Regions from separate parts of the Homo sapiens genome. Here all the other regions are linked to region 1. Evidence: chromatin loops called from intact Hi-C (ENCODE). Cell type or tissue: dorsolateral prefrontal cortex. All regions are shown on one strand. Each heading gives the region's core, and the rest is flanking DNA. Links, peaks and the distances in the headings are about the cores only.

Region 1 (7,380 bases), core at 730-5,729:
CACATTTCACCATCTTCATCAGAAGTCTCATAAAAATTTCTTGAATTGATGACAGACAACAGGGACGGTACGTTAACTGGGTTCTTCCTATTGTCTCTGGAGTTTCAGCAAAGGCCTCAAAAATAGAAGGCAATACAACAGATGCCAGGTACTCCCATTCCCCCATCTTAAAGGGTGATGATAGAATATGAACTAGTCTGCCAGCATTACTAATCATCCACCCTCAGTCTATATAAGAGAATGAAGATTGTGTCGGACAGTTACCTGTGGGCTCTGTATTTCCTCTCCTGCCACTCTGGGGCGGGAGAGGGGAGCCAAGTGAGATAAAGCCTTCTACTAGAACCTCTTAGAATGTTTGGCTTGTGTCTCCTGGAGTTTGGAGATCCACAGGGATAGTGTCTTAACCCCTACCTGGGGGAAGTCCAAAAGCAAGATGCTGGCTAACTGTGCTGGGATGGTGAATAAGGTGGGAGCCATGGGGAGTGAGCTGCACTGCCTTCGCCACTGGGGCAAAGATGCATGAGTTATCCTGTGAGCCAAGTGGACACACAAGCTAACGAACTTGGAGTCATTTAAAAGAGATCCTTCCCAGGCCGCGTGCGGTGGCTCATGCCACCTTCCCAGCACTTTGGGAGGCCGAGGCGGGCGGATCACGAGGTCAGCAGATCGCGACCATCCTGGCTTACACGGTGAAACCTCGTCTCCACTAAAAAAAATACAAAAAAATTAGCTGGGCATGGTGGCGGGTGCCTATAGTCCCAGCTACTCGGGAGGCTGAGGCAGGAGAATGGCGTGAGCCCAGGAAGCGAAGCTTGCAGTGAGCGGAGATCGAGCCACTGCACTCCAGCCTGGGCGACTGAGCGAGACTCTGTCTCAAAAAAAAAAAAAAAAAAAAAAAAAAAAACAAAACAAAATAAAAGGGATCCGTCCCATGAGAGATAACCAGAGAGGAAAGGGACTCCTGCCACGGGAGTGAGTTTTACATGGGGTAAACCTCCTCCAGAAGGCCAAAGACTTGGGGGAGGGGAGTCATAGACAGTGAACCAGAGGAGGACCACTGCCAGCAAGAGAGTTCTAAAAAAGCCCACAAAGGTGCATAAGAGAGAAAAGCCAACATTTGTGATTCCTCCTTGTCCATAGGGAACCGATTTTGGAAGGTAACAGCATCCTGCACTAACCAGGAAAGTCTGTGTTCTTTCCCTTCAATCCCTTCTCCTCCTGGGAGGAGGGGGTCAGAAATAGCAGCTAGCCAGTGGGAGAGGAGGAGCAAACTTTGAGGAGCAAAGGCAGGGATGTGGAGAAACCTACCATACCACTTTTAATATAGCAAGCTTCAAGTCTGAAGCAGGTAAAAGCAGGGGTAGGGGAGAACCTTTAGCCTGAATAAAGTTTAAAGTTTTGTTCTGTACTATATATTTTCTACTGCAATATGACTACTGTCATGACTGAAAAATACTTGAAAAGTGAAAGGATCTGCAAGAGATTTCATGCAGGATACAGAACTATGCATAGAGCAAGTGTGAAGGGGAAGCAGAAGAGTTTTCTGATTATACACCGTGTCTCCCCCTGTCTTGAAACACCCCAGCTCCTTTGATAAAAATATTCAGTATTAGAAATGGGTTGAGGAGTAAAAGTTGATACAGAATATAACAAACATGATTTAAAATTTATTGACTCCAAGTATCTATACACACTGATTTACATTTTTTTCACATTTATTAAGTCCCACCAAAAGTATGGGTAACCAAAATCCATATATACTCTAATAAAGACAGGGCATACACCTCTGGCATATTTTTATTATTTTTTTCATTAAAATGTTATTGGTTTCTTATTTTATATAAATTATATAAAATGTGAAGCTGGGTAAAAGTAGTCAACTAGTAAAAATTTTATACATTTTTACTGAGTATATGCCATTATAAGAACGTATGGAAATGGATATATATATATATGGATGTATTTTTTGAGAGAGGGTCTCACTCTGTCACCCAGGCTGGAGTGCAGTGGCATGATCACAGCTCACCGCAGCCTCAACCTCCCGAGTAGCTGGGGTACAGGAACGTGCCACCACACTCGGCAAATTTTTTTTTTTTTTTTTTAGAAATGGAGGTCCTTCTACGTTGCCCAGGCTGGTCTCGAACTCTCAGGCTCAAGCAATCCTCCTGCCCCGGCCTCCCAAAATGGTGGGATTATAGGCGTGACCCTTTGCGCCTGGCCCACTTTTGTATTTAGGATGCAGGGCCCTGAGATTGGCATCTAGGAAAATTCTGGACTTAGGCCAGGGGAGGGGGCATGCCTGGATCTCTTACAAAAACTTGCCACGCCTCCAGTTGGTCATGATGTGGGCCCCTGGTAATGAAGGACCTCCACCATGACCACAAGTACTTTAGTCAGAAAACAGCTCGAAAACGTGTGAAGAGAGTCCACCAAACAGGCTTCGTGTGAGCAACAAGGCTGTTTATCTTACCTGGGTGCAGGCGGGTTGAGTCCGAAAAAGGAGTCAGCAGAGGGTGGTGGAATTATCATTAGTTCTTATAGGTTTGGGATAGGTGTACAAAGTACATTCTTAAGGGCGGGGGAGAATATTACAAAGCACCTACTTAAGGGCAAGGGGGAGAATATATCCTGTCAGTTAGGGTGGGGCAGGAACAAATCACAATGGTGGAATGTCATCAGTTAAGGCTATTTTCACTTCTTTTGTGGCTCTTCAGTTGCCTCAGGCCATCTGGATGTATACGTGCAGGTCATAGGGGATATGATGGCTTAGCTTGGGCTCAGAGGCCTGACAACGTCTATTTTGGGTTTGATTCTGGCCCACCACCTCCACCTCGTACTTTCCTATCCTCAATTTCAACCTCTAGAAATTAGGCAAACTGGAAAGTAAACTGATGCGGGTCGTGTTGCTTCAGCTGGGGACAGGATTTCGGTGGGCGCTCCTGCCGGGGTCCGTAACCTCCCACACAGCTAACGTTTACAGGCCCGTTTATATTATCACGAATGGTTTTCAACCATTTCGTGTCCATCCCTAAATTAAGAGGCTTGAGGGGCGGCACGAAAGAGCGAAGACACCTCCGCACGGTCTCCAAACCCCTAAGTCCAGAGGCCTGGAGCATCCCCGGAAAACCAGATCCCTCTCCAGAGAAGCCCTTCCTTCCGCTCCGCCCACCCCGCGCGGAGGCCACAGGGGTCACGTGGCGGCCGCGGGAGGGGGAAGTGGGCGGCTCTGCGGCCGCCATCTTGAGGATTCGGAGGCGGGGCGTGCAGAGCTCAGGGCGCGCGCTTCGCTTCCCCTCCCCTCGCCCAGCCTCGCGCCGGCGTCTGTGCTCCTCCCCACTTTTCTTGGTTCCTGCGGCCGCTCCCTGAGTGGAGGAGCGGGGAACCCCGGAGGCGGGGGGGGGTGTGTCGGACGCGTGCTCGCGCCCTCCAACCGCCAGCCGCGGGGGCGCGCTCGGCCGGGCCCCCGGGGCGACGCGGGGCCGAGGGGAGGGGGCTGCTCCCGCGGCTGAGGCGGCGCGCAGCGGCCGAGGTGGCGGCGGCTGCAGCTGCGGCGGCGCGCTCCGAGCCTGCGTCTAGGGCGCCCCCGGGTCAGAGCTGTCGCCGTGGCCGCCGCTGCAAGAACCATGTACCGCAGCAGCGCTCGCTCCTCCGTCTCTTCCCACCGGCCTAAAGACGACGGCGGGGGCGGCCCGCGCAGCGGCCGCAGCTCTGGCTCCTCCTCAGGCCCGGCTCGCCGCAGCTCACCGCCGCCTCCGCCCTCCGGCTCCTCGTCGCGGACCCCGGCTCGCCGACCCCGCTCGCCCTCAGGGCACCGCGGCCGCCGGGCCTCGCCGTCCCCGCCACGGGGTCGTCGCGTCTCCCCGTCCCCGCCTCGGGCCCGTCGCGGCTCCCCGTCGCCACCGCGGGGCCGACGACTCTTCCCGCCGGGCCCGGCCGGCTTCAGAGGCAGCAGCCGGGGGGAGTCCCGCGCCGACTATGCCCGGGACGGCCGCGGAGACCATCCAGGCGACAGCGGCAGCCGGGTAATCCCACCCCTCGTCCAGGACTCCCTCCATCCCCCAGTCCCCTCCCCCGGAATTCCCGTTTCCAGAAACGCCCGGGGCCTCCAGACCAGGGTCCTAAGCGCGAAGCCTCCGGCCAACTCCCTCGGGGATGCCGAGCCTGGAGGCTTCTGTCAGACCCGGGAGCGTTGACACAATAACGGACTCGGGAGCGCACGGGCGTCTCGTCGGGAGTGCGCGCTCCGTTCCTTAGGAATAGGCTGTTTCTCTCATGCCGGGTGAGGTGTGGAAAGTTTGCCAAGGCGAGGGGCATTTCGTCCAAACCGTGTGTCTTGGTACTTTTTGTAGAGTTGATGTGTCCTCGGGGTTCCGTACTTTTCATCCCCTTACACCTGAGCTGCCTTCCTGGATCTTAGGGGAAAAAGCCGAAATGTCCGTTTTTGTGGCGAGTTAGGGACGCTTGAACCCTACCAGGCTTTACGTCTAGAGTGTAAACTGTTAGCTTAAATGAATTGGAGCTGCTGCTTCGGAATGAAGTGTGCAGGACCACAGTCACTGCCATAGCCACTACCTCTTATCGAGTTCTATGTCAGGAATTATGCCTAGCCTTTCACTTTGCACATTATTTTAACCCTCACAAGTCTTTGAAGTGAGGCAGTTAATACTATTCCTTGTTGTACAGCCGAGGAACCAACCCAGAGAGGTTCAAGTAACTCGACTGAGGTGACACGGCTAAGTGGTGGAGCTGTGCTTCAACTCAGATCCGCCTGGTTCCCCAAATCCATGATTTGAACCTCTATGTTTCACTGCTAGAGGAACGGAGCATGAGTTTAAGTTTAGTTTTAGAAATAATGTTGACCTTTAACCATAACCACCACCCCAAGAGATCCTCTAGGTAGAGTCTGGTTTTTGGGAATTTGTTTTATTTTTAGTTCATCAATCTTTTTATTATTATTATTATTTGAGAAAGAGTCTCACTCTGTTCCCCAGGCTGGAGTGCAATGGCATGATCTCAGCTCACTGTAACCTCCGCCTCCGGGGTTCAATCAATCCTCCCGCCTCAGCCTCCCAAGTAGCTGGGATTATAGGCGCCTGCCATCATGCCCGGCCTCTTTTTTTAAACTTAGTAACAAAGTTCTGCTTTTTTGAGTGGCTCTCTAACATGTATGTAAGTACTGTGAGTACTTTGGTCATGGTTAAATTGATTTGTCACTATGTTAAGATTTCCAGTTGAGCAGTGCCAGTGTGGGTGGCAGTCACTACAGAGGAAGGAAGAACAGAATGCTTGTTTACACAACCTCCTTTTCTTCTCCAGTGCGCAATGTATTTGCTCCAGTCTTTTCTGTCTGAGTAAATAGCATCATCCGTTGCTTACATCAGAAACAGCCATTATCTCCCTTCTTCCCACATCTAATTTGTCAGATTACCTCATCTGTCTAACCCGTTAGCTTTACCTCTAGAATACATCCCCAAAACTGCCATCCTCCTGCCATCACTCTGGTCTAAGCCCTATTACCTCTTGCATGGATTGTTGCATTTGGCTCCTTTACACTCCGCCCTTGCTACCCTCCAGTTTGTTCTGGAGGTTACACAGAAATCAAATTGATTTTTAAGCCCTCATTTTATACATTTGACATGTATTTATTGAGCATCTACTTTGCATTAGGACTGTTCTGGACTACCCTGGGGATACAACAAAGTACAAACCAGAAAAAAACTCCTATCCTTATAGAGTTAATATTCTAGCAGGGAGAGTTGGATAATAAGTTGAAGTTAGAAATGCGATGGTATGTTAAATGTAATTAAGTACTAAGAAGGACTAAGAAGTACTAAAATAGGGCCGGGCGCGGTGGCTCACGCCTGTAATCCCAGCACTTTGGGAGGCCGAGGCAGGCGGATCACGAGGTCAGGAGATCGAGACCATGTTGGCTAACACGGTGAAACACCGTCTCTACTAAAAATACAATAATTAGTCGGGCTTGGTGGCGGGCACCTGTAGTCCCAGCTACTTGGGAGGCTGAGGCAGGAGAATGGCATGAACCTGGGAGGCGGAGCTTGCAGTGAGCCGAGATCGTGCCACTGCACTCCAGGCTGGGGACGACAGAGCAAGTCTCAAACAAAACAAAAAAAAAAGGACTAAGAGCAGAGAAGGGAGTTACAGTTTGTGTGCGTGTGTGTGTATGTAATATAGTGTTGCTCTGTCACCCGGGCTTGAGTGTAGTGGTGTGATCATAGCTCACTGCAGTCTCAAACTCCCACGCTCAAGCGATCCTCTCACCTCAGCATCCTGAGTAGCTGGGACTACAGGTGCGTACCAACATCCCAGCTGATTTTATTTTAAAAAAATGTTTTGGTGTGGGGAGGGATTTCACTATGTTGCCCAGGCTGGTCTCAAACTCCTGGCCTCAAGTGATTCTCCTGCCTCAGCCTCCCAAAATGCTGGGCTTACAGGCATAAGCTACCATGCCTGGCCCGGGGAGTTAAAATTTTTGAGAGTAGTCAGGGAAGGCCTCCTGGGAAGGTGATTTTTGAATAAAGATCTGAAGGAGGTGAGGGTGTGCTGTGCAAGCATCTGGAGGAAAAATGTAGTCAGATGATGTCACTATCCTGTGTAAAACCCTCCTATAACTGTTAATTGCACTAAGAATAAAATCCAAATTTCCCAACTGTGCTTTCTGCCTATCTTTTCCTCTTCTGTCACTTTGCTGCAGCCACACCGGCCGCTTTTCTGTTACTTAAAGTATACCAAGCTCTATACTGAGGTGGTTCTTTTCTTTGCCTGAAACATCTTTCTACCTGTTCTTTGCAAAGCTGACACCTCATTCTTCAGGCCTCAGGTTATCACCTGAGAAAAACCTTTTCTAACCATCCTATCTGAAGTAACTCCTTTTATGGTACCATGTTTTAATGACTATAGCACTTACCAGAAGAATTTTTTTTTTCTTTAAACTTGTTTTTGGCTTACCTCCTTCACTAGAAGTATGTACACTAGAAGTAGGGTTCTGAGAGCAGGGACTTTATTCACTTCTCTTTTCCCATGCCCAGTAAGAATGAGAGGTCACCGTTTAGGAGAGTTAGAGGTATGGGCTTATATCTCTAAGAAAATGATAATTTTTAAAAAGTGCTTTATTTTTGGTATAGTGTCTTACCATAACCATTTCTCACCTTGTTGAACCCCAACTTTGCAGGGTTGTCTTTTGTTTTTGAGACAAGGTCCTGCTCATTGCCCAGGCTGAAGTGCTGTGGTGCAGTCATGGCTCACTGCAGCCCTGACCTCCCAAGCTTAAGCTATCCTCCCACCTCAGCCACCTGAGTAGTTGGGACCACACCTGGCTAATTTTAAACTTTTTTTTATAGAGATGGAGTCTGTGTTGCCCAG
Region 2 (7,380 bases), core at 1-5,000, 450 kb after region 1:
TTTGGGAGGCTGAGTCAGGTGAATCACTTGAAGTCAGGAGTTCGGGACCAGCCTGGCCAACGTGGTGAACCCCTGTTTCCACTAAAAATACAAAAATTAGCCGGGCATGATGGTGGGCGGCTGTAATCCCAGCTACTTGGGAAGCTGAGGCAGGAGAACCGCTTGAACCTGGGAGGCAGAGGATGCAGTGAGTTGAGATTGTGCCATTGCACTCCAATCTGGGCAACAGAGCAAACTCTGTCTAATAATAATAATAATAATAATAATAATAATAATAATAATAATATAACGGGCTGGGTGAGGTGGCTCACGTCTGTAATCCCAGCACTTTGGGAGGCTGAGGCGGGCGGATCATGAGGTCAGGAGTTCAAGACCAGCCTGGCCAACACAGTGAAACTCCGTCTGTACTAAAAATACAAAAAATTAGCTGGGCGTGGTGGCAGGTGCCTGTAATCCCAGCTACTTGGGAGGCTGAGGCAGGAGAATCAAGTGAACCCGGGAGGTGGAGGTTGTAGTGAGCCAAGATCACACCATTGTACTCCAGCCCGGGCGACAGTGCGAGACTCTGTCTCAAAAATAAATAATAATAATAATAATAATAATAATAATAATAATAATAATATAATGCTGTTAATAATACCAGCCCAGCAAAATTGTTGTGAAGAGTAAAGGCCATAAGTGTAAAATGCCCTGGCAGATAAGTATTAGTGCAATTGTTGATATTAATATTAATAAGGCATTGCAAACAAAGGTAGTAGAGAAGGCTGGGCACGAGCTCCAGGACTCAACCTCCAGAGCCTTTTCAGTTATATAGATAGAGACATTCCCCAAGTTGAGTTCAGCTTCCACTTCTTCCATGAAGCATCCCAGGATTGTCCCTGCTTACCCTGGTTACTTCCTTCCCGAGCTCAGGCCTCCTGCCATGGGCTCCCTGTGTTCCACATAGGTGTGGTTTATCTCCCTAATGAAGGAGTGCCTGTGAGATACTTGGGGCCAGCTCTAGATCAAGGAGACCCCCCTGACTCAAAAGTCATGGACCTTCCCCCACCACGTACATGCACACATGCACATGCTTCTAGATGAAGCTGGAATTTTCCCCTCAAAACATGAGTCCTTTGGCTCCAGCCTTGATCATGGGAGGGCTGGGGGTAAATACCCTGGGAAGAGGCCTTGGGTCCTATCCTGAGCCCACTGATAAGCGTGAGCTGTGAGTGAACTTGAGACACCCTGAGTCCTATTGAACTAGGGCAGGCATCCTGAGGGCAAGAAGGACAGGACAGGACCTCACACTGTTACCCATATGACATCATTGCATATCACATCACACACACTGGCTACCCTAACCCCACCTTCTATGGATGTCCATCCAGTTTGTTCTCATTTCTCTATACCTCTAAGAGGGGCAGCCTCCCTATCAACACTGTGGGCTCCAGGGCAGGAGGACATAGGAGCCCCAGAGCAAGGTGGCTGGGAGGAAGAGTACAATGGGAAGAGTATAGTGGGGACCCTCTATATAGGGTCCCCTCCCCAGAGGTCCCCTCCCCAGAGGGACCCTCCCCAGAGGTCCCTAAATATCTCTTGTCCTGCCTCCCTGCAGCCCATCAGTACCCAGGGAGGTCCAGAGTGAGGGGATGGGCTTCGGCAGACTGAGGAGGGACAGAGAGGAAGGCAAAGAGGGGGCTCACCTGTGGGTAGGGCTGGACACCCAAGGGCCAGGAGAAGTAGCAGCCATGTACCGGCCATGGCCCACTCGGAAGGAGGCAGGACCCAGCTGCAGACCTGAGTTGCGGCTGGGGGAGGAGGCACCCACAAGACTGCCTTCTAGGCCACAGGCCCAGCTGCACCTCAGCTGCTCTACCACGAGCCGTTTCCCCTGGTGACGGGCCCCTACTCCTGCCCTGGCCCCCAAACCCAATCTTGTCTCACGGGCCAGGGAGCACAGGGTGCCTCTCCCACACCAGGAGCCGGACACCTGCACTCCCTCTGAAGAGACAGCACTTCAGTCTGCAAAGTCCCGCTTCAGGGCAGCTACCATCCACAGGACACGGAGCACCAGGTGGCTTGACAGGGGCTTGACATACAGCCCTTCACTTGATCCACTCAACCACTGAGTTACATTTCACAGGTGAGGCAACTGAGGCTCACAGAGAGTGAGGGACCCGCCCAGGGCCACACAGCTGACAGGTACCAGAGCCAGGGCTTGAACTGTTTTTAGATGGCTGGCTTTATTATAGGCAAAAAGATACCCAGGGCCAGGCGCAGTGGCTCACGCCTGTAATCCCAGCACTTTGGGAGGCTGAGACGAGCGGATCACAAGGTCAGGAGATCAAGACCATCCTGGCTAACACGGTGAAACCCCGTCTCTACTAAAAATACAAAAAAATTAGCTGGGTGTGGTGACGGGCACCTGTAGTCCCAGCTATTCAGGAGGCTGAGGCAGGAGAATGGTGTGAACCCGGGAGGTGGAGCTTGCAGTGAGCCAAGATTGTGCCACTGCACTCCAACCTGGGCGACAGAGCGAGACGCCATCTCAAAAAAAAAAAATAAAAAAAGATGCCCAGTAAACTTTTTGCCATGTTGTTACAGCCCTCCTTTTATTTATTTAATTTTTTTTTTTAGAGATGGGGTTCTTTCTTTGTTGCCCAGGCTAGAATGCGGCAGTACAATCATAGCTCACTGCAGTCTTGAACTCCTGGGCTCAAGTGATCCTCCTTCGTCAGCCTCCTGAGTAGCTAAGACCACAGGCATGCGCTACCACACCCAGCTAATTTATTTTTATTTTGATTTTTTGTAGAGATGGAGTCTTGCTTTGTTGCCTATGTTGGTTTCGTACTCCTGGGCTCAAGCGATCCTCCTGCTCTGGCTTCCCGAAGTGCTGGGAGTACTGGTGTGAGCCACATGCCTGGCATTTATTATACCATTTTAACTTTTTTTTTTTTTTTAAGAGACAGGCTTTTACTCTGTCACCCAGGCTGGAGTGCAGTGATGCGATCACAGCTCACTACACTCTTGAAATCCTGGGCTCAAGCAATCCTCCCACCTCAGCCTTTTGGATTTTTTGGAGACAGTCTGGCTTTATCACTCAGGCTGGAGTGCAGTGGCATGATCTCACCTCAATGCAACATCTGCCTCCCAGTCCCAAGCGATCCTCCTGCCTCACCTTCCCAAGCAGCTGGGACCACAGGCACATGCCACCACACCCAGCTAAATTTTTGTGTTTTTTGCAGAGACTGGGTTTCATCATATTGCCAGTCTGGTCTCGAACTCTTGAGCTCAAGTGATCCACCCTTCAAAGTTCTGGCATTACAGGCATGAGCCACTGTGCCTGGCGTCCTTTTGTTTTTAATCAGACATTCTGTTACAGCAGCCATTCCTTTATTGTTAGACATTTGGGTTTCCAGTTTGGGACAATGGCCATCTTTGTTCATAAAAGCTTTTCCAAATTTGCTTTTTTTTTTTTTTTTGGAGATGGAATCTCTCTCCGTCACCAAGCTGTAGTGCAGTGGTGTGATCTCGGCTCACTGAGACTTCTGCCTCCCGGGTTCAAGCGATTCTCCTGCCTCAGCCTCCAGAGTAGCTGGGACTACAGGCGTGCGCTACCATGCCCAGCTGATTTTTGTATTTTTAGTAGAGATGGGGTTTCACCATGTTGGCCAGGATGGTCTCGATCTCTTGACCTCTCAATCCGCCCACCTTGGCCTCCTAAAGTGCTGGGATTACAAGGGTGAGCCACCGCGCCCGGCTACTTTTTTTGTTTTTGAGACAGGGTCTTGCTCTGTCACCCAGACTGGAGTGCAGTGGTACAGTCAAGGCTCACTGCAACCTCCACCTCCCTGGCTCAAGCGATCCTCCTGCCTCACCCCCAAATTAACCTCTCCAGTAGCTAAGACCACAGGCGTGCGCCACCACCTGGCTAATTTTTTGTATTTTTGTAGAGATGGGATTTTACCATGTTGCCCAGGTTGGTCTAGAACTCCTGAGCTCAAATGATCTGCCTGCCTTGACCTCCCAATGTGCTGGGATCAGACTTGAGCCACCACACCCAGTCCCCCAAATTTACATTTATTTCCTTAAAATTATTGTCTAAAGGCCTCTGTAATTTTTTTGTGGTTTGTTGTTCAACTATTAAAAAATTATTTTTTTCTAGCTGGGCGCGGTGGTTCACGCCTGTAATCCCAGCACTTTGGGAGGCCGAGGGGCGGGGGGTGGATCACGAGGTCAGGGGTTCAAGATCAGCCTGACTAACATGGTGAAACCCCGTCTGTACTAAAAAATACAAAAATTAGCCAGGCATGGTGGTGCGTGCCTGTAATCCCAGCTACTCAGGAGGCTGAGGCAGGAGAATCACTTGAACCCGTGAGGCAGAGGTTGCAGTGAGCCGAGATGGTGCCATTGCACTCCAGCCGGGGTGAAAGAGCGAGACTCTGGCTCAAAAAGAAAAAAAAAAAAGAGACAAGATCCTGTTATTTTACCTGGACTGGAGTGCAGTGTCTATTCACAGATGTGATTGTCAAACTCATGGCCTCAGACTACAGAGTAGCTGGGACTACAGGGGCATGCTTCCATACCTGGCCATCCTAACCATTTGTAAGCATACATTTCAGTGGCCATTCATACTGCTGTGCAACCATCACCATCATCCATCTCTAGAATTTATCTTGCAAAAATGAAACTCTGTACCGTGGCAACCACCATTCCCATTCTACTCTTTCTTTCTTTCTTTTTTTTTTTTTTTTTGAGATGGAGTCTCACTCTGTCGCCCAGGCTGGAGTGCAGTGGTGTGATCTCGGCTCACTGCAACCTCCACCTCCCAGGTTCAAGTGATTCTTGTGCCTCAGCCTCCCAAGTAGCAGGGATTATAGGCAACTGCCACCATGCCCGGCTAATTTTTGTATTTTTAGTAGAGACAGGGTTTCACCATGTTGGCCAGGCTGGTCTCAAACTCTGACCTCAAGTGATCTGCCCACCTCGGTCTCCCAAAGTGCTGGGATTACAGGCGTGAGCCACCGTGCCTGGCCACCAACATTCTACTTTCTATAAATGAATTTGACTACCTCATTCAAGTAGAATCATACAGTATTTGTTTTTTGTGACCGGTTCATTTCATTTAGCACATGTCAAGTTTCATCCATGTTGAACCACGTGTCAGAATTTTCTTCCTTTTTAAAGCTGAATAATATCTCATTGTATGTATAGAGCACATTCTGCTTATCCATTAATCTGTGGGTGGACACTGGGCTGCTTCCACATTTTAGCTATCACGAACATGACTTAATGATAGCTAAAGTGGTATTGACCTCAAAGGAAGAGGCTGAAGCACCAAATATCATTTAAAGAGTTTACTTGATGATGCCTGTAATCCCAGCACTTTGGGAGGCCGAGGAGGGAGGACTGCTTGAGGCCAGGAGTTCATAATGATATCCATTATGAACACAGATATCTCTTTGAGACTTTCCTTCTTTCTTTCTTTTTTTTTTTTTTTTTTTTTTGAGACGGAGTTTCGCTCTTGTTGCCCAGGCTAGAGTGCAATGGCACGATCTTGGCTCACCACAACCTCCGCCTCCCGGGTTCAAGAGATTCTCCTGCCTCAGCCTCCCAAGTAGCTGGGATTACAGTCACCGCCACCATGCCCAGCTAATTTCGTATTTTTAGTAGAGATGGGGTTTCTCCATGTTGGTCAGGCTGGTCTTGAACCCCCGACCTCAGGTGATCCGCCCGCCTCGGCCTCCCAAAGTGCTGGGATTACAGGCGTGAGGCACCGCGCCTGGCCTTGAAACTTCTTTAGTCTGGTGCCAGCCTCACTCGATTTCCGTCTGGATGGCTATTTTAATAATCCTGTGGATGGCGCTCTCCTGACGGTCCTGAGGGAACACTCTGCCTCCAGGGCTGCGCTCCCGGCCCTTGCTTTCCCAGGGCTGCCTGGAGGCCGCGGTCCCCGCGCGTTCCCAGGCACAGCCCGCGCCCAGGTGCGCGCCGTCGCGGTGGGTTCCCCCCCGGGAGGGGGAGGGAGCGGGGCAGGTGTCCCTAACGACTCTCCCACCCTCCAGCCCAGGGAGGAGCTGGCTCGGGCTCGGTTACCACATTACAGATGGGGAAAGAGCTCTCCTGCCTCTTTCAGATTGCAGGATCTTCCCAAGAACCGGAAGGAGGAAGACCCCCTCCACCCCCGCCCCCGAGCCAGCCGCCTCTATCTGCAGTAGCTGACCCTTCCGCCTGTCCGCTCCGGCTCCCGCGGGGCTCAGGCGTCCCTGGCCACCGCAGCCTGGAAGCGTTCCTTGCCTGCTCCTCACATTGGTCTCCTCTTGCTGAGATCCCCGAGTCTCCCTCGGACCCCATAGTCTTGCTGGCCCTGAAGACGCCTTGCCCTGGGCGGACGGCCTTTTAACTGGACTTGGGCGAACCTATCATTCGCTGGCCAGGACTCGTTCCCAGATATCTAATTTAATCCTCACAACCATCCCACCAGGTGTTACCGGCTAAGGAAACGGGCCCAGAAAAACTAAGTTGAAACGGCGAAGATACCCTAGCAGGCCAGTGGTGGAGCCAGCTGGAGGCGGCAGTTCAGCAGAGGGATGTGTTTACAGGGCTGTCTCTTCCAAAGCTCATTCACAAGGCTGCCGGGGCAGAGAAATGAAATAGGGGCGCCCATCTGCGTGCCTGGGGCATGGCAGGTGCTCACGCTAATTGATACCTCCCCTCCATTTTTTCTTATGTACCGGTGGAAAACCGAGGGCCCATGGAAAGCTGAGACGAGCCACGTAGGATGTGAAAAATAAAATTAAGAAAAAGTAGGCCGGGCGTGGTGGCTTACGCCTGTAATCCCAGCACTTTGGGAGGCCAAGGCGGGCGGATCACCTGAGGTTAGGAGTTCGAGACCAGCCTGGCCAACATGGAGAAACCCCGTCTCTACTAAAAATACAAAATTAGCCGAGTGTGGTGGCACGCGCCAGTAGTCCCAGCTACTTGGGAGGCTGAGGCAGGAGAATCGCTTGAACCCAGGAGGTGGAGGTTGCAGTGAGCCGAGATCACGCATTGCACTCCAGCCTGGGCAACAAGAGCGAAACTCTGTCTCAAAAAAAAAAAAAAAAAAAAAAAAAGTCCCCTTCAGGAATGCTGACAGGGGCACACCTATTTAATTTATCAAATGAAAAGCTACAGTGTTATTTATAACAAAAAAAATCACCTAAATGTTCAATGATAAGGAAATAGCTAAATAAAATATGGTGGATATGCACGATGAAATAGTATACAAGCCTAAAATGTTCATTCATTCTTTCATTCAGAACCATTTATTGGTCTCTGCCTTTTTTTTTTTTTTTTTTTTTTTTTTGAGACAGAGTCTCGGTCTGTCACCCAGGCTGGAGTGCAGTGGCACAATCT
Region 3 (7,380 bases), core at 1,415-6,414, 200 kb after region 1:
GAAGACTTCGTTCTTAGAAGGGGAAGAAGGAAACTGAGAACCAAGCCACCAAGCCCAGACCCGAAATGAGTCAACCAGAGGCTCAAAGGCTGCGGGGTGGGTCAGCACGAGACGTTTGCAAAGCAGCTGGGCCCAAGACCCTTGATTGGCAGAGGCGTTGCTAAGGCAAACAGTGCCGCTTCCTCCCATTGGCCAGTCAGTTAAGTGCCACCCGGAAGGTGGAGCTCCCCAGACAGCAAGGGAGGAAGCCCCACCCCCTCTCCTTACCGGGAAAAGGAAGGGGGAGGAGTAACAGCGCAGGCATCCCTAGCAGCAGGCAAATGCGCTCCCTAACTGCCCAGGCCCCCAACACCCTGAAAGGGCAGCGGCTGGCTTGTAAGGTAGTCCCCGGCCCAGTCAACCAGCCCGCCTGCCAAGAGTGCTGGATTCCCAGGACCCCGGGACCGGAGTGCTCCCTTTCTACTCCCTGGCGACCCAGCCCGGAGGGCCGGGCTAAACTACACCCCCGCCCCTAGCGGGGAGACAGCTGGCGGGAGGAATGCAAAGGCCCTGCCAGGCAGGCGGGCTGCGGGCGGGAGGCCGGCGTGGAGCCCAAGCCGGCCTTATATGGGCACGGAGGCCGCCCGCTTATCTAGGGGGGCGGTCTTCTATCAGGAAAGTGAGGATGGACACCTGTCCCCTAGGACGAGGGTCGTTAATCCGGCTCCACTCCACATCGGTGGGCACCTATCCACCTGTCCTGGGCCAGAAAGGGAGAGGGACCCCACTCCCTTCCCTCCTCTCACATAGGCAACCCAAACACACCTTGGTCTCCCCACTGCTGTCAGACTCCGACACCTGGTAGGTGAGATCTGTCTCTTCAAAGCCAGTGGCACTCATTCTCTGGTCTGTTGTGGGGTCTGAACGGGGTGGAGAGTCTGGCGAGTTGAGGCAGGTCTGAATCAGTGCCTTGCCGGTCTCACTGGTGATCATGGGCTGCAGTTTTCGGGTGGCAAAGGTATACACATGGCCTGTCTCACTGGCCACCAGCAACAGCACCTGTGTCCCTGTCAGCGTGGACAGCTCATAGGCCTGAGGGGTGAGGAGGGAGATGGGCAGGTCAGCAAACTTTTTATCTCTACCTTCCTTGAGAAGTTGGAAAAAGAATTATACAGTGATGTCATTCCCCCATTCCCATAATGACCTTCGTCTCTAATGACTCTGAGGGCAGGGTGTCCTATCAGGATCTCTGGAAGCAGCAAAACTACCCATGCTCCTCCTTTGAGGAGCAGCCCCATTGACCTGAAGATACCCCAAGCAAACAGTAACAGCCCCCAGTGATGGAACATATAACTTCAGGGGATACGAAGGACCCAGCTAGCTGCTCCCCAACACAGCTTAGTGCCTGGAATGTCCCAGAGCCTCACCCCTTCTCACTGTCACAGGGACCAGGATGGATCCCTACCTATCACACTGGAATTTGTACAAGACATTAGTGATAATGGACCATTTAAGCTCCAACTGTCCCATGTTTCTTTCCAGAAACTGCACAGGCTCCAACTTGTTGCCACAGCCTAGTTTCTCCTTTTGCCCTGTAATACTTTACTGCCCTTACTCCTTTGTCTTGGGAAGAAGGTTATGGAAGGAGAGAAGAGAGTTTTCCTTAATTACCTCCCCCCACAATCTTCTCCACTGATGATCAAGTGACAAGGGACACTGATACAACAGTGTCTGGAGTGATGGGAGACGAGACCTAGATTAGCACTAAACATCCTGCCATGAGCCCAGGAAGGGGACCTTCAAGGATGGCCCCATAGATGCCATACTCTCCCAACAAAGTTCTGCAAACCACCTTGGAAGCAGCTCTGGTTTCTACATGGGACAGAAATAAACACCAGCCAGTGTTCCCAAGGATCCAGCTCCTTGTCTCCCAGTTCCTCTGCTTTCATCTCTTCCCTTATCGTCTACACCCCAAAATGACTCCTTTCCTCAACACTTTTCACTGGCTGGCAGAAGAGGAATTCCTAGGTACCTCTGCAAGCCTCCCTGACTTCCCCCAAACCCCATCCAAGCATAGATTCTCCCTAGGGCTGGAAACCCCACTTGTCCTAACGGCAGGAGATTCTGCAGCGGGTCCTGCCAGGAGCATGTGGTTCCCAGTGGATGCCATGGAAGACTCACGGCCGGCGCAGGACTAGGTTCCTGCTGCTCAGGGCAGCACCAGTTCTCCTGCCCCGCTCCCTTACCTGGTCCCTAACCCTGCCTGTCCTTCCAACCAGCACTACTCTCGTGGTGCCCACTTCCTCCCACACATGTTCGCTCATTGTTGTCATGCAGCTCCAGCCTCCTCACCTCCATACCTTCTCGTTTGCTCCCTGCTTTTCCGGCGCCCTCGTCCGAACACCGGAGTGCACTGGACCTACTGATCCCGGGTTCTCATTATCCACCTCCCCGGCAGCCTCGTAGCCTCCCATCACCGCTCCTCACCCCTTCACTCAGCAAGGGCCCTCTTCCTCTCTGGCGCCGGTCACTCCCACCTCTGCGCCTTTCCCCACGGTTGCGAGCGTTCGCGGGATCTCCCCTCTCCCCACATTTCCCCGGCGGCCCCTCCCCTTCGGCCCTCCCCGGGCAGGAGCCATCCCCTCCCACACACCTCCTGCGGACTCGCAGCCTCTCACCTCCGCCTCGGCTCTGCGGTCCTCCCGGGCTCCCTTTGCACATCCCCACCCCAACCGGGCCCCGGGGCCGGCCAGCCCCCCGGCTTGGTACCTTCTTCATGATGCCCGTCTTCCTCTTGCTGAAGGTCGTGTAGCGCCGCAGCTTGTTGTCGATGAACTCCATCTTGATCTTCACGCGGCCCCGGGTCTTCTTACCCGGCTTGGCCCCGCTCACCGCGCCGCTCACCGGCCCGTAGCCCCCGGTGGCCGCTGCCGACGCCTCGGGCCCACCGACCACCATACCGATCTCCATCTCGCTCAGGCTCCGCTTCAGGCCGCGCCGCTCGGCGCCCAGCTCCTCCTCCTCGCCCGACTCCGAGTCGCCCTCGCTGCCGCTGTAGAGGGCCCCCGCGGTGGGCGCCGGGGTGGTTGCCGCCGCTGCCGCAGCCTCCCGCTCCAGGCGGCCGGGCCCGAGCCCCGCGCCATTCCCGGGGACCCGGCCCCCGTTAGCCCCGCGTGTCCCGCCGCCGCCGCCCGGCCGCCCCGTCGGGGTCCGGTTCAGGCTGCCCCCCAGGGCCGAGCCCCGGCCCAGAGCCGCCGCGGCCCCAGCTTGGGTCGGTAACATGGCGCTCGATGCAGGAGGGCGGACGGGCAGTCAGCGAGGAATCGGAGCCGCCGCAGCCGCCGCCATCGGCTTCCCGGCTCAACCCGGCACTCCCGCTGCTGCTAGTGCCGCTATCGCTGCCGCGGCCGCCGCTGCGAACCCGGGGCCCCTGCACGCCCGGGCCGACCTGGGCCCTCACTTTCCTGCCCCTGTGGCCCGGGTTGCCCCAGGCCGCGCGCAGCGCCCCCTGTCCGTCTGCTAGGGCGGCGCGCCGGGCGGCCGTCAGCGTCCCCCGGGGGGCAGGGGCTGCTGGCCGCGGCCGAGACGGCGGGTGGAGGGGGCCGGGACCACGCGCTGGCGGCGGAGGGATCCCCCGACCCTTCCCCCCATATAAAGAGATACAATGTTTCCTTTTATGGCGAGGCCGCTCCTTATATGGTGAGCCCCAGCGCCCCCGCCCCATTGGTCCGTGGTTCCGGCACCTCCGCTCCCCATTGGCCCACAAGAGGGCGCTTATTTGCATAGACATACCGAACTCGTTGCTGTCATCTCGCGTCAGACCGCGACTCTGAGAGGGGTGGAGCCGACGCCTCTTAAAGGAACCGGAGAGCAGGCACGATTCCGCCTCCCTGAACCCGAGAATGATAGAACGGTTTGGGAGGCACCCGCGGAGAAGGAGGCTGGGACTGGAGCGCAGTCTTGCGGAAGAGAGGGAGCAGCACTAGTAAATGGGCACCGGGACCGCTGGAGGCAAACACTGGGGAAACCCCTGGGTGGATTGTGGGGTTTGCAGTAAATAAAAAAATACAGCCCAAATTCCAAGGGAGGAGTGCAGGGATTGATTGGAGCATTTCCTCACGCCTTCCTAAGGGAGGCACAGTTATTGGCTGAGCGGAGAGAGCTTGGGTCCCCGCCCGGTGTCCAGACTCGTCGCGCCCCAGCCTCTCAGCTCTAACTTTTCCCCTACCCCCAACTTCCCTTCCCTTTCCCTCGCTTTTGTAGGCGACGAAACTTTCCCACCGGGCTGGCTCGAGGATCTTCATTCATCATCCTCTGCACTGGGGGGTCTTTGGCAGACATACATCTGGAAAAGGCTGGTGGAGGGGAGGGCGAGAGAGAGAGATCGGCCTCCCAGTCCTGAGGCGGGCAGGGAGGAGAGACGGAGATCAGGGAGGAGAGATGGAGATCAGTGAAGACTTCCAGCTGCAGGCTGGACTTGGGGAGGAGGACGTCCCGAGGATAAAGCCCACCCTACAGCCAGTGCAAAGACTTGGGAAAGTGTGGCCCGACAGAAAGTTTAAGCCCAAGCAAGCACGCTCGCGCACACACACGCACATACACACACTTCTCTGGAAAGCCCGTTGGAGAAAAAAAAAAAAGTTTCACACAGGGTATCGCTCTGTCGCCCAACCTGGAGTGCAGTGGCGGGATCTGAGCTCATTGCAACCTCTGCCTCCCGGGTTCAAGCGATTCTCCCACCTCCGCCTCTCACGTAGCTGGAACTACAGGTGCGCGCCACCACTCTGGCCTAATTTTTGTATTTTTTGTAGAGATGGGGTTTTGCCATGTTGCCCAGACTGGTTTCGAACTCCTGGCCTCAAGCGATCCTTCCCCCTCGGCTTCCCAAAGTGCTGGGATTATAGGCATGAACCACCGTGCCCAGCAGAAAAAAAAAAAAAAAAAAAAAAAAACTTAAAAGATTAGAACTGGGGTGCTGCAAAGTGAGGTTCAAGCTCTGGGTCTGGGTCTTTTCTCCAAAGCAGTGAAAATAGCTTGGACTTTGCTGTTACAGAATTATTTAAATCTGGAATCTGCCTCTTGGTAAGCCCTGTGCCTGGAAACAAGTGACAAGTGATCTGATCTCTCCAGACGCAATATTCATCAATGCTGCTATCCATTCCCTGAGTTTTTTTTTTTTTTTTTTTTGAGACAGAGTCTCGCTCTGTCGCCCAGGCTGGAGTGCACTGGCACGATCTCGACTCACTGCAACCTCTGCCTCCCCAGTTCAAGCGATTCTCCTGCTGCCTCAGCTTCCCAAATAGCTGGGATTACAGGTGCCCACCACCACACCTGGCTAGTTATTTTGTGTTTTTAGTAGAGATGGGGTTTCGCCATGTTGTCCAGGCTGGTCTCGAACTGCTGACCTCAAGTGATCCTCCCACCTCGGTCTCCCAAGGTGCTGGGATTACAGGCATGAGCCACCATGCCGGGCCTATTCCATGAAATTCTTAATGCAGATTTAATGACATAAAGACTAAAGGGCAGAGTAATTGGTCAGTGGTTAGGCAATAGGAGTTACCTGGAGTAAGTCACCTCATCCTAGGGATAAAGCATCTTGGCATGTTTAAGGGGATGGGAGGCAGTGATTATTCCTGCCCGAAAAATTATGGAGATTAAATAAAGCAGTTGATTGTAACCTAGTCATTACTGGTAGTGGTAGTGATATCAATTCAGTATACTACAATCAACATTTAAAAGAATAAATTAATGGGTATCACAAAAAGCAAGGGCAAATATTGTTGCATAAAATGTTTGTTTGCATTATATATAGGTTGAACCCTACAAAATTGCCATTTTATAGGTCAAGAAGGTGGGATATTGTCAATTTCTCATAATTCAGTGTATGTGTGTAATGGATGACAATATTAACTGCATTTCTTACTGTGAGTCACAATCCAAAAGCTTGAAAAATACTGAAATAAAATATGTGCAAGTGATCAGTAAAATATAGTGTGTATTTTGTGTGTATAGTGAATAAAATATAGTGTGTATTTTTTGTCATATAGAGATAAGGTCTCCCTATGTTGCCCAGGCTGGTCTCAAACTTCTGGGCTCAAGCGATTCTCTCACCTCGGCCTCCCAAAGTGCTGGGATTAAAGGCCTGAGCCACTGCACCCAGCCCCCAATAGTTTTAAAGAGGTCTCCCCTCCCTCCACTAATTTACTCTTTACAACAGGTACTTAAACATATGGAACGTGTTAGCCCAAGAGGAAGAACAGGTCAAACAGATAAATAGGTTCCAGAAGGGTTTTAGGGACCACAAATGATGCCTGGGGTCATGTTTTGTCTGAGCACCATAATATTACAGCCAAAGCTCTGGGATTTCATTCCCACCTGCCCTCTAAAGACCCTTTCATTTGCGCCCCCTAGTTTAGACACATGCAGGGGTGACATCCCTCAGCAGGGACAACTGCTCTCTGTCACATCTATAGGGGAGGGTGTCTGGGAAGAACGCAGTCCTTAGCTTCCCTTCAAATAGGCTGCCCTCTCTTCAACTTCTCCCAACTCCTGGGTCATTGCACACCAGTGTTAGTGTCACAGCTTCTCTGTCTGCTTGGGATGGCCCATCTTCATGTCCTTTGTCACCACAGGGAGTCAGGAGGAGACCTCTACCCACACTATTGGATTACTGCAGGTTCCAGAGCCAAAAGTATTGCTAGGGATAAAGTCAAAATCAAAAACTGTCTCATAGAGGTGTTTTATTTGGACCTTATAACATTTAAAAATCATAAGAGTTTACATAAAAATCTGAATGTCTGGCCGGGCGTGGTGGCTCATGTCTGTAATCCCAGCACTTTGGGAAGCTAAGGTGGATGGATCACTTGAGGTCAGGAGTTCAAGACCAGCCTGGCCAACATGGTGAAACGCCATCTCTACTAAAAAAATAAAAAAGTAGCCGGGCATAGTGGCACACATCTGTAATCCCAGCTACACGAGAGGCTGAGGCAGGAGAATCACTTGAACCTGGGAGGCAGAGGTTGCAGTGAGCCTAAATGGGGCCACTGTACTCCGGCCTGAGCTACGGAGTGAGACTCCTTTTCAAAAAAAAAAAAAAATCTGAATATCTGACCTCTCTCAAAAAAATCAGAATTTTTGGTAACACTGGGCCTAGGTACCCACAAAAGCATTATAACCTGGAGCTGATGGTGGCCATAGAAGAGGCTCTCCACTTTACCATAGACTCCACGCAGCCTACTGAGCCTAGGTAAGCTCCTGCCTGGCTGCTCTGAAATGTGAAGTTGAAATGTTCCTCCGAAAAGGCCTGATCAGAGTAGCACCTTGCAACAGATGGGAGCTCATGTCCACCCCAGACCATGAAGGGCCTCTGTAAGTGCATGGGAATTTCAGCCAGATCCCTCA
Region 4 (7,380 bases), core at 1,363-6,362, 140 kb after region 1:
AGAAAGAAAAAGAAGACTGGCCTCCTGTCACCTGGTGAGATATTTTCCCTGTCAAGCTGCCTCGCTAGGCTCCCCACTGCCCTCATTCCTCCATCCCATCACTTAGTACCCTGTTCCTCCAACTCGGGCCTCTCTGCATTGAGCCAGAAGGTCTGAGCTGCAAGTCATGGCTTGCTCTGAGTCCTCACCCAACTGACAGTGGATTAGAACCAGTCTCAATGCCTTGTTTCCCAACTGGAGAAACACAAAATGTCCCTTCTACACTTTTACTCTTCTATTCAAAATATCCCTTCAGCCTGAGGTAGAAAGGAGATCCCAGCCAGAGCAGAGGTGTGGCCCCCAAAGAGATGGGGGCTGGCTGGTTTATGTATTGATTTATTTACTTATAAGATACAGAGGCCACTTTAGGAGGCCGAGGCTGGCAGATCACCGGAGGTCGGGAGTTCAAGACCAGCCTGATCAACATGGTGAAACCCCATCTCTACTAAAAATACAAAATAAGCCGGGCGTGATGACACATGCCCCGTAATCCCAGCTACTCGGGCAGCTGAGGCAGGAGAATTGCTTGAACCCAGGAGGCGGAGGTTGCTGTGAGCCGAGATCTCACCATTGTACTCCAGCCTGGGCAACAAGAGGGAAACCCTCTCTCAAAAAAATAAATAAATAAATAAAAAGATACTGAGGAACAAGATGGTGTGTGTGTGTGTGTCTGTGAATGTGTGTTCCTTGTCTTTGGGGGGGAATGGAGGGAAGGTGTGAGCGAGGATAAGGAGTGTTGGGGAGATTGCCTGTCAAGTCTGCTGGCACATGAGGCCTCCTTCCTAATCTGTGTATGCATGTTTGTGTGTGTGTGAGAGAGGGCACCCGGAGGTGGAGGGACAGGTGTGCAGCTGTGTCTTCATGTTTGCCCCATGGTCCGTGTATACCTAGCTGGGCCCAGCAGAGCAGTGGGCAGAAATACTCTGAAATCTCTATCTCCCTTTTGTATCTTAGCATTAAAAATATACATATTGTTGCATCTTCTCTGCACTCGCATACTTCAGTATTTTATCTTTCAGGAAGAATACGGAAGAAAACACTGATGGAGCTTTCCTCTGGGGAGTGGGGCTGGGGTCTCAGGACTTTCTTTCCACTGCATACTCTCTTGTTCCATTTGAAGGTTTTGTCATATATTTGTGATTGTCATAATAAAATGAGGATGAAATCAGTATTGGTGAACAATGAGTGCTTGCCTGTCTCCCTGAAGATACCGCCTCTATCAGCCTACTTACTACAGGGCTGAGCAGACTGTGAAGTGCTGTGAAATACATCCTCTCATTTAAACCACTCATTCATTCAACAAATATTTAATAAATGTTTCTTATGTGCCAGGCATAGTTCTAGAAACCAGGGATAGGCTAGGCACAGTGGCTCACACCTGTAATCCCAGTACTTTGGGAGGCTGAGGTGGGAGGATTGCTTGAGCCCAGGAGTTTAAGATAAGCCTGGGCAACATAGTGAGACCCCATTTCTATAAAAAATTAGCCAGGCATGGTGGCACTCGCCTGTAGTCCCAGCTATTCAGGAGGATGATGAGGGAGGATTGCTTGATCCTAAGAGTTTGAGGCTGCAGTGAGCTGTGACCATGACACTGCACTCCAGCCTGGGTGACAGAGCAAGACACCATCTCTTAAGAAAGAAAAGAAAGAAAGAGAAAAAAAGAGAAAGAAAGAAAGGGAGGAAGGAAGGGAGGGAGGAAGGGAAAGAAAGAAGAGAGAGAGAGGAAGGAAGGAAGGGGAAAGAAGGAAGAAAGAAGGAGAAAGAAAGAAAAAGAAAGAAAGAAAGAAGAAAGAAGGAGGAAGGAAGGAAGGAAAGGAAGGACGGGAGGGAGGAAGGAAGGAAAGAAAGAAAAAGAAAGAAAGAAGAAAGAAAGAGAAAGAAGGAAAGAAAGAAAAGAAAGAAAGCAGGAATACAGCAGTGAACGACCTTCTACTAGGTATAGAAAAACATGCAACAAAATTAATAAGTTATATGGTGTATGAGAAGGAGAAAAGGCAAGGTAGGGAAGGGTGATAGAGAGTACTGGGGGATGGAGGGCTGCCATATTGAATAGGGTGATCAGGGAAGGTGAAGTGTGAACAAAGACTTGAAGGAAATGAGGAGTGAGCCAGGAAGCTACCTGGGAGAACAGTGTTCCGGGCAGAGGGAACAGCAAATGCAAAGACTCTGAGGCAAGGGCATGGCTGACATGCTTAAGGAACAGCCAGGAAGCCAGTGAGGTGGCAGAGAAGTGAATGAAAGTAATAGAAGCTGGAGTTAGGGAAGTAAGAGGGTGACAGGATCATCTGGAGCCTTGTGAGCTACTGTGAGGTTTTCAGTTTTTACCCCAAGTGAGATGGGAACCACTGGAGGGTTTTGAGCAGAGGAGGGTCATGACCTAGATCACTCAAGCTGCTGAGTGGAGAGCAAACTGTAGCAGGGAAGGGCCAGGGGAGGTGTATAGAGAACCCTTGACATAAGTAATTCCATCTTAGAAAGACTCCATCACTGGGCACATTCGCTTATGCCTGTAATCCCAGCGCTTTGGGAGGCTGAGGTAGGGGGATTGCTTGGGTCTAGGAGTTTTGAGACCAGCCGTGGAAACATAGTGAGACCTCGTCTCTACAATTTTTTTTTTTTTGAGATGGAGTTTCACTCTGTTGCCTAGGCTGGAGTGCAGTGGCGTGATCTTGGCTCACTGCAACCTCTGCCTCCCGGGTTCAAGCGATTCTCCAGCCTCAGCCTCTGGAGTAGCTGGGACTACAGGAGTGTGCCACCACGCCTGGCTAACTTTTTGTATTTTTAGTAGAGACGGGGTTTCACCGCGTTAGCCAGGATGGTCTCGATCTCCTGACCTCGTGATCTGCCCACCTCGGCCTCCCAAAGTGCTGGGATTACAGACATGAGCCACCGAGCCCAGCCAATTTTTTTTTTATTAGCTCAGCATGGTGGCACGTGCCTGTAGTCCTAGCTACTCAGGAAGCTGAGGTGGGAGGATTCCTTGAACCCTCAAACTTGAGGCACGAGTTTGAGGCTGCAGTGAGCAATGATCGTGCCTCTGCACTCCAGTGTGGGCGACAGGGACCTTGTCACCAAAAATAATAAATAAATAAATAAATAAAGTTTTAAAAAACTTCATCTTACATTTCAAAAGGCATCAAGCCAACAGGGTCCAGATGTTCGCCTAACCAATGGAGACAACACCCAACCAGATAAGGGCATCACCCTTTACTATAAGTCCTCATCAGAGGACTCAAGGACCATAAAATGATCAGGACTTCAGCAGCTAGACACGGCCACCTTAACAGACCGAGTCTTGCTATCACTCGTGCCCAGCACCTGGTGTCTGCCTCTGAAGGCTCTGCCCAAATCAAGGACTCTTCCTTGCAAGCTCTTGATGACTATCCCCATCAGGCCGGGACTCTGTCCACAGCACTCTCCTTGGACTGGTTCGTTAACCCCTTTTCTCTTGATGTTAAATGTTCTTGTGTTTGATGTGAAATTTTAACCTGTAACATTTATATCCTTACATATAATACTATGGATGGTTTGCAATACAGTCTGACTTGTGGAGTGGCTCCAGCTTGCATGCCCGCGGCTCTGACTACCGAGTGAACAGGTGGTCCTAAGGAGAACTGACTTCTTGGGAACTCCGTGTGACGCCTAGCTTTTGTGATTGAAATAGCATCAGTAAAAACCTGATCTTGTGGACAGACACAAAGGTGGGTGGACCTGGTTCTGTCTGACCTTGAGCAGCTCACGACATGTGGACACCTGTTAGGAGGCTGTGGAGAGCCCAGAGGAGGCTTAGACCAGGGTGGTGGCCCTGTAGGCGGTCGTGAGATTTCAGATTTGGAAGGACGAATCCACACGAGTTGTCAATGGATGGGACGCAGAGTTTGAGAGAAAGGGAACGATCCAGATGACTCCGAGGGTCTTGGGCCTGAGCAGCTGGGAGGATGCAGCTGGGGAAGACGGCGGGGAGGAGGGGAGCAGAAGCGGGTGAGGTGGGGAAGCCCTCGAGTTCTGCCTGGACAAGGTCAAGTTAAGGTGCGTGTTAGGCATCCGAACGTCAAGTCCAGGAAGGGTGTGTTCCCGAAAGGGTCCCGGCTGGATCCTCCCAGTTCGTCGTCCCCATTCCACAGGTGTGGACTCAGCAGCCGGGCTCTGCGCTGGGCCGGGCGGGGTCACGTGGCCGCGGGCTGGCGCCCCCTGGCGCCGGAGAGCGCGGGCGGCTGGGGAATGGCTGCTGCCATGGTGCCGGGGCGCAGCGAGAGCTGGGAGCGCGGGGAGCCTGGCCGCCCGGCCCTGTACTTCTGCGGGAGCATTCGCGGCGGACGCGAGGACAGGACGCTGTACGAGCGGATCGTGTCTCGGCTGCGGCGATTCGGGACAGTGCTCACCGAGCACGTGGCGGCCGCCGAGCTGGGCGCGCGCGGTGAGGCCCTGGGGCCGCGGGACGCGGGGACGCGGGCGCGGACCTGGCTGGGGTGGCAGGGACCCGGCCTGTCCGCCCCCCCGACCCCCGGCAGCTGCGCTCCCGGCGCCCGGAGCCCGCCCTCCTACCCCGGTGCTCCATCCAGCGCCCCAGCCCGAGAAGGAAACGGGCCGGGGCTCGGGCTGCGTGGGTCCCAGCAAGCCTGCGGGTGTAAGGCAGACTCAGCATTATCTTGACCTTTGGTTCCTTCTTGGAGAACTCTGTCTTCAGCTGCTTTCAGAGCGTTTGTAGGGTGCAACAGAAAGAAGGTAGATTGGGCTGCTTTGCTTGGGCTCAGTTCCCACCTCACCCGCTGGAATCTTTTCCACCACCCAACACGAAAGGTATCCTCCTGCCTCCCCACCAACTTTTTTTGTTTTGTTTTGTTTTGTTTTTGAAACGGAATCTCACTCTGTCGCCCAGGCTGGAGTGCAGTTGCGTGATCTCGGCTCACTGCAACCTCGACCTCCCGGGTTCAAGTGATTCTCTTGCCTCAGCCTCCCGAGTAGCTGGGACTACAGGCACGCGTCACCACACCCGGCTACTTTTTGTATTTTTAGTAGAGACGGTGTTTCACCATATTGGTCAGGCTGGTTTCGAACTCCTGACCTCAGGTGATCTGCCCGCCTCGGCCTCCCAAAGTGCTGGGATTACAGACAGGAGCCACCGCCCAGGGCCTGCCTCCCCTTTTTCTGTGAAGACATCAGCACTCTTTTAGACCTGGCTGACCCCAGTTCTCACTATTACCCTCTCTCACATTTTTGTTTTGTTGATACAAGGGCCTCTCTGTCGCCCAGGCTGGAGTGCAGTGGTGCGATCATAGCTCACTGCAGCCTCGGCTTCCTAAACTCATGATCCTCCAGCCTCAGCCTCCTATTAGCAAGGACTGCAGGGGCACGACACCATGCCTGGCTCAAAATTTTTCTGTAGAGATTGGGAGTCTCACTATGTTGCCCAGTCTGGTCCCGACCTCCTAGCCTCAAGTGATCCTCCCGCCTCAGGCCTCCCGAAGTGCTGGGACTATAGATGTGAGCCCCCATGCTGGCCTCATATTCTCTTTCAGGCCATTATTGTGTTCTGCTCCTGGCTGCTGGGTTTTTCTTTCTCTTTCTATTTATTTAGTTATTTATTTGGAAACAGTCTTGTTCTATTACCCATGCTGGAGTGCAGTGGCAAAATCTCAGCTCACTGCTAACCTCTGCCTCCCGGGCTTGAGCAATCCTCCCACCTCAGCCTCCCAAGTAGCTGGGACTACAGGTGTGTGCCGCCATACCTGGTTAAGTTTTGTATTTTTTATAGGGACGGGATTTTGCCATGTTGGCCAGGCTGGTCTTGAACTCCTGAGCCCAAGTGATCTGCCTGCCTCAGCCTCCCAAAGTGTTGGGATTACAGACATGAGCCGCTGAGTCTGGCTGGATTTCTCTAAAGCATATTTGATGTGCTGGTCTGGAATCTTGCAGATCCTTCCAGTTTGAAAATTGTATCTTGAATGCTTGTGCTTCTGCTCAGAAAACCTTAAGTGGTTTCCACTTATCCTACCCAAGAGCAGACCCACAATTTGTGGGACCTCATGCAATTCTGGGAGACCTCTTTAAAAAGACAAAAATCACAATACAAAGTTGCTGATGGTTTGGAAAGGGCCTGTGCAAGTGGAGGACCCTGAAGCTTACAGCTCATTAGTTCATGGTATATCCAGACTGCCTGGTGGCTCTCCAGGTCTTTAGTGTCATCTGAGGGAGCCTGTTAAAAATGCAGGTTCTGATCATCTGGGATAAAGCCTTCGAATATGTACTTTTTTTTTTCCCCCAAGACAGAGTCTTGCTCTGTCGCCCAGGGTGGAGTGCAGTGGAGTGATCTCCGCTCATTGCAACCTCCTCCTCCCAGGTTCAAGCAATTTTCCTGCCTCAGCCTCCCGAGTAGCTGGGATTACAGGCGCCTGCTACCACGCCTGGCTAATTTTTTAATTTTTAGTGGAGATGGGGTTCCACCATGTTGGCCAGACTGGTCTCAAACTCCTGACCTCGTGATCCTACCGCCTTGGCCTCCCAAAGTGCTGGGATTACAGGCGTGAGCCACCGCGCCTGGCCCGAATCTGTACTTTTTCTTGTTTTTTTTAAGATGGAGTTTTGCTCTGTTGCCCAGGCTGGAGTGCAGTGGTGCGATCTCAGCTCACTGCAACTTCCGCCTCCTGGGTTCAAGTGATTCTCCTGCTTCAGCCTCCCAAGTTGCTGGGATTACAGGTGTGCACCACCACACCCAGCTAATTTTTGTATTTTTAGTAAAGATGGGGTTTCACCATGTTGGCCAGGCTGGTTTTGAACTCCTGACCTCAAGTGATCCACCCGCCCCAGCCTCCCAAAGTGCTGGGATTACAGGCATGAGCCACCGCGCCTGGCCCTGGAATCTGTACTTCTAACAAGCTCCCCAGTGGTCCTACCCTGATGCGGTGGGCTGAGCCTCACTGTCCTGGAAGATAACATTTAATCAAGCTAAGACCCGAGATCCCTACCTTCTGGGCCTAGGATGCCTCTCCTACTTTTGGCTAAGTGCCCATGCACCTTTCCCTAATCAATGTCATCCACAGTTAGTGCTGCTGATGTTCCTCATTCGGCCCTAATCACATGTCCCACCTTGCATAGGGTTGAATTTTTCTTTTTGTGGCTATTCCATTTCCTCGCTGCTTTGATGAGATTGTCATGTTTGGTCAGGTCATCTGGCACAAGGCTCCCACCCTCCCTGAGCAGGGTGGGTATGGACATACAAGGGCATAGGAGTTACTGGGAGCCAGCATGAGGCATGTCCTTGACCAGCTTTCCCTCAACACAGGGGAAGAGGCTGCTGGGGGTGACAGGCTCATCCATGAGCAGGACCTGGAGTGGCTGCAG

What was found. Peaks named below come from ENCODE experiments on the same cell type or tissue, not always from the same donor. Only the 100,000 strongest peaks of a DNase experiment are listed, where the experiment ranks them.
Region 2: it touches region 1 in a loop (2.5-fold over the local background); 4 of 110 quality-filtered maps call a loop at or near these places.
Region 3: a loop joins it to region 1, with 7 times the contacts of the local background. A loop is called at or near these places in 22 of 110 quality-filtered maps.
Region 4: a loop joins it to region 1, with 2.2 times the contacts of the local background. A loop is called at or near these places in 3 of 110 quality-filtered maps.

The regions. Positions count from the first base shown.
Region 1 is chr6:43,365,609-43,372,988 of GRCh38, reverse strand. It overlaps ZNF318 (zinc finger protein 318), which reads left to right and starts at 3,342. Exons shown (of 10, transcript NM_014345.3): 1 at 3,342-4,022. The coding sequence starts at 3,624. LOC124901227 (atherin-like) reads right to left here and starts at 3,625. Exons shown (of 2, transcript XM_047419609.1): 1 at 3,602-3,625; 2 at 1,648-3,566. The coding sequence starts at 3,625. The coding sequence ends at 2,868. RefSeq lists silencers at 3,089-3,188, 3,379-3,578, 3,669-3,858, 3,869-3,938. In dorsolateral prefrontal cortex, for the core only: a CTCF peak has its summit at 3,228 (motif pointing left); DNase peaks (open chromatin) are centred at 3,278 and 4,181; H3K4me3 peaks cover 3,119 bases; H3K27ac peaks cover 2,185 bases.
Region 2 is chr6:42,910,433-42,917,812 of GRCh38, reverse strand. PTCRA (pre T cell antigen receptor alpha) reads right to left here and starts at 1,760. Exons shown (of 4, transcript NM_138296.3): 1 at 1,686-1,760. The coding sequence starts at 1,743. In dorsolateral prefrontal cortex, for the core only: no CTCF peak of the experiment used is centred there; no DNase peak of the experiment used is centred there; H3K27me3 peaks cover 1,003 bases.
Region 3 is chr6:43,167,538-43,174,917 of GRCh38, reverse strand. SRF (serum response factor) reads right to left here and starts at 3,649. Exons shown (of 7, transcript NM_003131.4): 1 at 2,749-3,649; 2 at 805-1,071. The coding sequence starts at 3,261. RefSeq lists enhancers at 1-72, 2,221-2,430, 1,721-2,689, 3,716-4,445 and a silencer at 3,161-3,740. In dorsolateral prefrontal cortex, for the core only: CTCF peaks have their summits at 3,518 and 3,738 (motif pointing right); DNase peaks (open chromatin) are centred at 2,547, 2,917 and 3,747; H3K4me3 peaks cover 3,385 bases; H3K27ac peaks cover 3,394 bases.
Region 4 is chr6:43,226,337-43,233,716 of GRCh38, reverse strand. DNPH1 (2'-deoxynucleoside 5'-phosphate N-hydrolase 1) reads left to right here and starts at 4,236. Exons shown (of 4, transcript NM_006443.3): 1 at 4,236-4,456; 2 at 7,322-7,380. The coding sequence starts at 4,261. RefSeq lists silencers at 3,938-4,377, 4,438-4,627 and an enhancer at 3,955-4,454. In dorsolateral prefrontal cortex, for the core only: CTCF peaks have their summits at 4,035 and 4,241 (motif pointing left); a DNase peak (open chromatin) is centred at 4,216; H3K4me3 peaks cover 1,504 bases; H3K27ac peaks cover 924 bases.